2 separate regions of the Homo sapiens genome follow, and region 2 is linked to region 1. A link is an interaction called in ENCODE POLR2A ChIA-PET data of the cell type or tissue named here. Cell type or tissue: GM12878. All regions are shown on one strand.

Region 1 (5,000 bases):
TGAATTTATCTGGAATGACATTTATTTCAACTTAACGATGAGTCTGTCATTGGCCTACGGTCAATGGACTCTCTTTCTTTTCCTTGATTTTGCTTACATTGTGAGCCTCCAGAGGCTGTAAGGCAGTAAACATTTTCAAAACTCTAGTGATACCTCACTCTTCAGACAGAATATCAGACTTTTCAACTGTATTTTCAACTGTCTTGTGAGACAAAGACTAATTGGTTTGACCTCATGCTGTCACATGTTGAGAGACATGAATCTGCAGCCCTCTTCCTTGAATTCATTGATTTCATTAAACACTGTCTGCTTGTGTTCGCAAAATGTTGTAATTTCCCAGTGATTTCTTCGAACTGCAGCGTATAAACAGATTTTTTTGGAGCGATGCCATTTCTTAGCTTTGATCTCCTGTTTTAATCTTTTCTTTCCAATAGGTCTTCTACATTAAGTCCATTGAGCCACAGAAAGTATCGACATTAGGGAAAAGCAACGTGATAGTAACGGGAGCAAACTTTACCCGGGCATCGAACATCACAATGATCCTGAAAGGAACCAGTACCTGTGATAAGGATGTGTGAGTCGAAATACTAATAATTTATCCTCGGTAACGTAACGCTCAAACCTGTGCCAAAGGAATATCAGTGTGATTATAACCTTAATATAGTCAAATTATTGCCATGCCCCAAAGCAGGCCAATTAGTCAGAGTATTTGACATAATATAATTCCAACACGTAAAATAATTTTCACAACAGATCTGAAGTTCATTGTGAGAGAATCTGTTCTGTGTTATTCCCCAAAAATCTCAGTATATAGTCATTTCAGGATGTTGCCTGTTTGGGGTCTTGATTCATTTTCAGTAACAAAATCAAGTATATGGAGTAGCAAACATCATTCTTTAGGTGATGCACTTGGAAAAATAGTTGAGTACCTTGAAATTTGATGAGGAATTTTTTGGAGCAGCTCTTCCAGTGTGCCACCCAAAGTTGAAAAAACAAAACCTCTTGGATCCATTTTATGTGGACATTTTATTCTTTGTAGCCTTCTCTTTACTGGTTTGGTTTCAGCCTCCAAAAATTAAATTACTACTACATATAATGGTAGTAAAAAAGAACACCCCAACATAAATATCTGGTCAATGTATCTCTTGAACATTATTATTTCTGTCACTTCTTTCCCAAACTCATCACATCGGTGAAACTTGGAGAAAGACTTTTCAATTTCTACCGATGTCCTTGTGCAAATGGTTACTCCCCCTTCGAAAAAAAAAAAGTGATGTGATAACTGCAGTTATTAAATAACACAACAGATTATTTGAGTTTTCTGCTTGTTAACTCATATAAGTTTGGGCTAATTTGAAGTAAAAGATGTTACAGTCTACATAGAGTATAATACTAAGCTTATTTTCATCATGGAAATGCATTTAAGACAATCTGCTGAAGCGTGATGTTTTGATTTTTAACTACTAAAACAGATTTGTACAGCATTCTAATCTGCTATGCTTATTTACTGAATTTTCTTCTTTAATTCATTTTCTGCACATCACTGCCATGCCCTTCCCCTCATAGCAGTAAATTTGGAATATCTGTGATCTTGATGAGAAAAGCTGCTCATTGGTGGCTTGCCTGTGTTCTGCTATTTGCCAGAATTATCAAGCACACATTAGAGGCTGTATCTATGCAACATAGGTTTTTTTGTGCTGTTTATCCTGGCTAAATACCTTATTGCAAAAATCTTTCATTTTATGTAGCGAAATCTGTGAAGTTAGACACCTGTGTATTCACTGAAAGGCAATCAACTTCATGGAAAATAAGTAGTTTTTCGGAGCATTACCCTGTTTCTGACTCTTTATGTTCTCATTTTAATTCCGAATGTGTCTTGAGATACTGCAGTTATTAAATTAAATGACTAGGAGACCTTTCTGCATGTCGCATTTCAGTAACCACATCTGTGTGGTGAAGCCAAGTTCACAAGCAGTCAACATAATACTCAGTTAATCCTATACCTGAGCCCAGGCTGTAATCCCAAGCTCTTTTAATATGGTACTTTTAAAATGGGTAATTATTTTAAAGAGAAAAATACTAGTAGTGGAATGACCTACATTTTCACCTCTCTTCTTCTGAAATTTATAAACAAGTTTGAATTTTAATGTTCAACCACTTTATGATAAATTTCCTAGAGCTTTGCTCTGAATATAAACCTGAAAATGTGCGTCTGAGGTGGCGTAAGTACAAACTGACTCAGATGTTTTTGAATTTGCCTTATCCTAAAGGGTTAGTGATAGCATTAAAGTTAATCATCATGCACATGGCCTTTAAGTAGTAATAACAGATTCTCATGTAGCACGGTTATACTGAGCATTATTCAGACACAACCCAGGCTTAATGATTTGTGCTTTAGAGGATCATTGTAGACACACAGAGGAAGCTGCAGGTGACAGCGGGAATGTCGGAGAAAGCTTCGCTCTGACTCTGAAAGGGCGCCAAGCATCAGCTGTTGGACATCAGGAGCACCCTGGACAGCCCCAGCTAAGTCCCAGCCTGGATACTCCTTAGGGAGCATGTTGGCCCCAATGCTGATTGATTCTGAGATGCCTGGGCTCTTGGTTTAGGCCCCCTTTGAACAGCAGAATTTCCATCTCTGTCTGGTGCTGTGTTTTACCCTCTCAGTGCTTGACTAGGGCTTTTTTTCTTAAGCTTTTTATTATGGAAACTCAAACATAATACAAGAGAGATGAGTGTAATGAACCTCTCTGTAGCCATTCCCGGTTTCAAAGCCTATCAACATTTTGCCAATCTTGCTTCATCTATCTTATCTGGGATTTTTGGGGGGGCATGATAAGAACCAAACACCATATCCTTCACTGCTAAATACTTCAGTACCTCTCTAACAGATAAGCCATAGTGCCATTATGATACTCAACAGAATTATCCACAATTCTTAACATAATGTAACCCCCAGTTCATGTTCTGCTTTCTATTAGTACTTCTTCAGGGCAATGGTTACACCTCCTTCCTTTCCCACTTCTAAGGGCAATGCAAATAAGAAAGATAAAAATGTACTAAAGAAAGAGGAACCCAACCCCTAATAATACCAACTTGGGTCACTGGCCCCTCATGAGTCAGTAGTTGCCTGCAGCTGTTCTGCTCCTTCATGAAGTGTTGTAGTTCAAGTGAAATTCATTTGCTGTCACCTTGGGTAATCAACTGTGCTAAGTGTCTGTGTCATGTGAGAGTTCTTTTTCTACTCTTTTCTAGGATACAGGTTAGCCATGTGCTAAATGACACCCACATGAAATTCTCTCTTCCATCAAGCCGGAAAGAAATGAAGGATGTGTGTATCCAGTTTGATGGTGGGAACTGCTCTTCTGTGGGATCCTTATCCTACATTGCTCTGCCACATTGTTCCCTTATATTTCCTGCTACCACCTGGATCAGGTACTTTCTAGATTCATAATCTTTTTCTCATTGTGGTTAAAGGTCATATGCCCAAAGATCATTGATTTTATTCAAGTAAATTCAGAAACAGTGGTCATTCCAAATTCCTCTCACCGAGTTCTCCTTAGGATTTACTCCTAGAAAAATGCATACCTGACAAGACATTTGCTTCCCATGCTCATCGTGAATGCTATGAGCACACCTTTTTCCCTTCACCATGGCTGCTGAGAAACTCACAGCTGAAATGTTTGCCTAGGTTTTTGATATAGATATATGACACTCTTTACTATGTGTCCCTCCTGCTTGTGATAAAAGGCTTCTTTCTTACCTCTTTCATTTTATAGACTTTAGATACTTTAAGCTGTTTTGAATTCTTTGGGGGAAATATTGGGAGCTATCAAAATGAAAAGCAGAATCAACCTTTTCAAGATGTTCCCTAAGGGGGAGATGGAAACCCCAAAATAAACTCTCCCAGATAAATCCAATATGTTAAGAAAAACATTTATCTCCCTAGTTGAATTTTTAAATTTATTACTATTATGTATTTTTTGCATTTTCATGGGTACATAATACTTGTACATGTTTATGGGACACGTGATGTTTTTTCTATGATCATACAGTGAATATGTAATCATCAAATCAGGGTAATTGGAGTATCCATCACCTCAAGCACTTATCATTTCTTTCTGTTAGGAACATTCCAATTCCACTCTTCTAGCTATTTTTAAATATGCAATAAATTATTGTGAGTTATAGACACCCTACTATGCTACTGAACACTAGATCTTATTCTATCTCATTGTATTTTTGTAGCCATTAACCAAACCCTCTTTATCCCTCTCTGGCCCCGCCACACCACCCTTCCCAGCCTCTGATACCCATAATTCTACTCTCTATCTCCATTAGACCAACTTTCTCAGCTCCCACATATGGGTGAGAACCTGCAATATTTGTCTTTCTGTGCCTGGCTTATTTCACTTAACATAATGTCCTGCAGTTCCATCTGTGTTGTTGCAAATGACAGGATCTCATTCTTTTTTGTATGCTGAATAATACTCCATTGTGTATAGGTACCACATTTTCTTTATCCTCTAATCTGTTGATGGACACTTAGGTTGAGTCCCTATCTTGGTTATTGTGAAGAATGCTGTAATAAAGATTCCTCCTAGTTGAATTTAAATTCACTTTCATAATATTTTTATTCCTAAATCTCTTTAGGACTAAAATCCTAACGATATTTTCTTTGCCTGACACAGTACGAAGCTAATTTTCAAAGTACTCTCTAGGTAAACCTACAGACAAAAAGCTTTGTTAAAAAAAAAAAAGAAGAAGAAGAAGAAGAAAAGGAGGGGAAGAGAAAGAGGAAAAAAAGTAGAGAAGAAAAAAATCACTTTTAATATTCTTATTTAAGATCAAGTGAGAGGTGGCTATATTAGTTTGCTAGGGTGGACATAAAGTGCCACAGCGTTTGTGGCTTAAACAACAGAAATTTCTTTCTCCCCGGTTCTGGAGGCTGAAATCATGGTGTTGGTAAGATTGGTTTCTCCTGAGGCCCTTACACCTTG
Region 2 (5,000 bases), 120 kb after region 1:
TCCAGAACAATTATATAGCCCTCAAAGTCAATATACAATGCATGAAATGAGGTATGTCCCTGGTACGGGACTAGAAAAAAAAATTGCAAGGTTTGAAAGAACCACTTCAAGTGGAAAAAACAAAGTTCCCGCCAAACATTAGGGAAAAATTTTTGATGGCAGCCATTGTTAAGCCTCCAGAACCTATACCTTTCAAATGGTTAACAGATACCCAATTTGGATAGAACAATGGCTGCTAAGTAAAGAGAAACTGGAGGCTTTAGAGAAATTAGTTGCTGAACAATTAGAAAATGGGCACATAGCTCCAACATTTTCTTCTTGGAATTCTCCAATTTTCGTAATTAAGAAAAAATCAGGAAAATGGAAAATGTTCACTGACTTAAGAGCCACCAATTCAGTTATACAACCTATGGGAGCATTACAGCCAGGATTGCCTTCTCCTGCTATAATTCCAAAAAACTGGCCTGATTCCTGCAAGAAGTAGCTCACCATGACAAAGCTGCCCTTGCTTTTATCTCTTTGCAAATCTAAGAAGGGAGACATGTTGGGAGCAACCCCCCAAAGTCTGGCCATAAACTGGCCCCAAAACTGGCCATAAATAAAATCTCTGCAGCAATGTAACATGTCCATAATGGCCATAAAGTCCAAGCTGGAAGGTTGTGAGTTTATGGGAATGAGGACAAGGAATACCTGGCCCGCCCAGGGCAGAAAACTGCTTAAAGGCATTCTTAAGCCACAAACAAAAGCCTGAGCATCTGTGTCTTAAGGGTGTGTTCCTGCTGCAATTAATTTGGCCCATCCCTTCATTTCCCTTAAGGGATACTTTTAGTTAATTTAATATCTATAGAAACAATGCTAATGACTGGTTTGCTGTTAATAAATATGTGGGTAAATCTCTGTTCAGGGCTCTCAGCTCTGAAGGTTGTGAGAAATCAGGGGATTTCCCACTTCACACTTCTATATTTCTGTGTGTGTGTCTCTAATCCCTCTAGTGCCGCTGGGTTAGGGTCTCCCCAACTGAGCTGGTCTCGGCAAAAAGGAGACTAAAAAACTATAAAATATCAACAAAACAAAATGTTGGTTTTTTGAAAAAACAAAATTGACAAAACATTAGCTAGACTAACTAAAAGTGAGAAGACCCAAATAAATAAAATCAAAAATGAAAAAGCAGACATTACAGCTGATGCCACAGAAATACTAAAGATCATTAGAGACTATTATGAGCAACTGTAGGACAACAAATAGGAAAACCTAGAGAAAATGGATAAATTGCTAAACACACAAAACCTATCAAGACTGAACCAAACAGAAGGAAATACAAAACCTGAACAGATCAATAATGAGTAACAAGACTGCATCATCAATAAAAAGTCTCCCAAGAAAAAAAGCCCAGGACCAGATGGCTTCACTGCTGAATTCTACCAAACTTTTAAAAAAGAACTAATACTAATTCTTCTCAAACTATTCCAAAAAATTGAAAGGGAGAGGATTCTTCCAAACTCTACGAGGCCAGCATTACCCTGACACCAAAACCAGACAGGGACACAACAAAAAAAAGAGCACTATGGCCAGTATCCCTAATAAATACAGATGCAAAAACCCTCAACAAAAACACCAGCAAACCAAATCCAGCAACACGTTAAAAAGATTATTCACCATGATCAAGTTAGATTTATCACAGGTATGCAAGGATGGTTCAATATATGCAAATCAATAAATGTGATACATCGTATCAACTGAATGAAGAAAAAACGATAATTTCAATACATGCAGAAAAAGCGTCTGACAAAAATTCAGCTTTCCTTCATGACAAAAACTTTAAAAAAAATTAGGTATAAAAGAAACATACCTCAATACAATGAATACCATATATGACAAAACCACAACTAACATCATACTGAACAAAAAAACATTGAAAGCTTTTCCCCTAAGAACTAGAACAATACAAGGATGTTCACCCTTGTCAATCTTATTCAACACAGCACTGGAAATCTCAGCCAAAGCAATTAGGCATGAGAGAGAAATAAATGGCTTCAAAATAAAAAAGGAGAAAGTCAAAACTGTCCACTTGCAGATGACATTATCTTATATATAGAAAAACCTAAAGATCCCACCAAAAAGCTCTTAGAACTTTTAATTCATTAAAGTTTCAGGATAAAAAAACTCAACATACAAAAATCAGTAGCATTTCTACATACTTAAACTAACTGGAAAAGAAAGAAATCTTCTTTATTATAATTATAAAAATTAAAATACCTATGAATAAATTTAACAAAGGAGGTAAAAGATCTCTAAAAGGAAAACTATAAAATACTGATTAAAGAAATTGAAGACACCAAAAAATGAAAAGAAATCTCATGCTTATGGATTGGGAGATTAATATTGTTAACATGACCATACTACCAAAAGTGATCTACAGTCAATGCAATTTCTACCATATTACCAATGAATTTCTTCACAGAAATTGAAAAAAAAAATCTTAAAATTTGCATGGAGTCACAAGACTCCAAAGAGTCAAAGCAATCCTGTGTAAAAAGAACAAAGTTGGAGCTATCTATCACACTATCTGACTTCAAAATATGCTACAAAGCTGTAGTAACCAAAACACCATAGTACTGGCATAAAAACACATACACCCACAAATGAAACAGAAGAGAGAAGTCAAAAATAATTCCACATATTTACAGATAACTGATTTTCAACAAAAGCACCAAGAAAATACATTGGGGAAAGGACAGCCTCTTCAATAAATGATTATGGGAAAACTGCATATCCAAATGCAGAAGAATAAAACTAGATCCATCTCTCATCATATATAAAAATCAAAAACTTAAGTATGAGACCCCAAACTATGAAACTACTACAGGAAAACACAAGGAAAAGACTTCAGGACATTGCCCTAGGGGAAGATTTTACGGGTGAGACCTCAATAACACAGGCAACAAGTTGGGCATGGTGGCACGTGCCTATAGTCTCAGCTACTTGGGAAGCTGAGGCAAGAGGATCACCTGAGTCCAGAAATTTTGTGCTGTAGATGCTGTAGTGCGCTACTGCAATTGGGCATTCACATTAAGTTTCGCATCAGGATAATGACCTCCCAAGAGTAGAGGACCACCAGAATGCCTAAGGAGGGGTGACCTGACCCAGGTCAGAAATAGAGTGGGTCAAAACTCTACGCTGAACAATAGTAGCATTGCACCTGTGAATACCCACTGCAATCCAGCCTGGGCAACACAGCAAAATCCCATCCCTTATATAAATACAAAAACAAAATAAATGAAACAACTATAACAACAGAAAACGCAGGCAACAAAAGCAAACATAGATAAATGAGATCGTATCAAACCAAGTTTCTGCACAACAAGGAAACAATCAACAGAGTGAAGAGACAACCTATACAATGGGAGAAAATATTAATACCTGCAAACTAATTTTTTTTTTTTTGAGACAGAGTTTCGCTCTTTTTGCCCAGGCTGGGGTGCAATGGCATGGTCTCGGCTCACCACAACCTCCGCCTCCTGAGTTCAAGCAATTCTCCTGCCTCAGCCTCCAGTGTAGCTGGGATTACTGGCGCACACTACCAGGCCCAGCTAATTTTGTATTTTTAGTAGAGGCAGGGTTTCACCATGTTGGTCAGGCTGGTCTTGTACTCCTGACCTCAGGTGATCCACCCGCCTTGGCCTCTCAAAGTGCTGGGATTACAGGTGTGAACCATCATACCTGGCCCACCTGCAAACTATTTATCTGACAAGGGATTAAAATTTAGAATAAACAAGAAACTCAAACAACTGCAAAAAGCCCCAAGTAATTTCATTTAAAAATGGGCAAATGATCTGAATGGATCATTCATGAAAAATTGTTCAACATAACTATTTATCAGGGAAATGCAAATCAAACCACAATGAGATTTCATCTCACCAGCTAGAATGCCTGTCAAAAAGACAAAACAAATGTTGTCAAGAATGAGGAGAAAAGGGACTCTAATACACTGTTAGTGGGGATGTAAATTAGTATAGCCATTAAGAAAAATAGTATGGAAGCTCTACAAAAAAAACTAACAACAGGCCAAGTGCGGTGGCTCACGCTTATAATCTCAGTACTTTGGGAGGCCAAGGCAGGTGGATCACTTGAGGTCAAGAGTTGGAGACCAGCCTGGCCAACACAGTGAAACCCCGTCTCTACTAAAAATAACAGTCAATCAATTAATCAATAAATTAGCCAGGCATGGTGGCACACACCTGTAATCCAGCTGCTCAGGAGGCTGAGGCAAGAGAATCACTTGAACCTGGGAGGCAGAGGTTACAGTGAGCCGAGATCACACCACTGCACTCCAGCCTAGGTGACAGAGTGAGACCCTGTCTCAAAAAAAACTGAAACAGAACTACCACAGGACCCAGAAATTCCACAACTGGGTATATACCCAAAGCAAAGGAAATTAGTATGTCAAAGTGATATCTGCACTCCTATGTTTACTGTAGAACTATTCACAGTAAGCAAGATATGGAATCAACCTACGTGCCCATCAACGGATGGATAAAGAAAATGTGGCATATATAAACAATGGAATACTATTCAGCCATAAAAAAGGATGAAATCCTGTCATTCATGGCAACATGGACAAGTATGGAGGACAATTGTTAATTAAATAAGTCAGGCACACAAAGATATATACTGCATGTTCTCACTCACATGTGTAAGCTAAAAAGTTTATTTCATAGAACTAGAGAGTAGAATAGTGGTTACTAGAGGCTGGAAGGGTAGTGAGGAGGGAAGACAGAGGTTGGTTAACAAATACAAAATTACTATTGGATAGGAAGAATAATTTCTGGTGTTCTACAGCACTACAGACTGACTACAGTTAGCACTAATTTATTGTATATTTGAGCTAGAAGAGACGATTTTGAATGTTCCCAAATCAAAGAACATATGAAATGTTTGAGGTGATTGAATATGCTAATTACCCTGATTTGATCATTACACATTGTATACGTGAATCAAAA

What was found. ChIA-PET counts read pairs that join two places held together with the same protein. Peaks named below come from ENCODE experiments on the same cell type or tissue, not always from the same donor. Only the 100,000 strongest peaks of a DNase experiment are listed, where the experiment ranks them.
Region 2: POLR2A ChIA-PET joins it to region 1 with 7 read pairs; 2 of 35 experiments call an interaction of 5 or more read pairs at or near these places.

Annotation. Positions count from the first base shown.
Region 1 is chr12:94,237,230-94,242,229 of GRCh38, forward strand. It overlaps PLXNC1 (plexin C1), which reads left to right. Exons shown (of 31, transcript NM_005761.3): 10 at 435-574; 11 at 3,256-3,435. It overlaps LOC124902987 (a long non-coding RNA gene), which reads right to left and starts at 574. Exons shown (of 2, transcript XR_007063410.1): 1 at 1-574. In GM12878, no CTCF peak of the experiment used is centred here; a DNase peak (open chromatin) is centred at 3,122; H3K27ac peaks cover 1,646 bases.
Region 2 is chr12:94,358,275-94,363,274 of GRCh38, forward strand. The region is part of intron 11 of CEP83 (centrosomal protein 83); the gene reads right to left. It also overlaps the pseudogene RN7SL330P. Among named protein-coding and RNA genes, the nearest start is that of CEP83, 99 kb to the right of the region's middle. In GM12878, no CTCF peak of the experiment used is centred here; no DNase peak of the experiment used is centred here.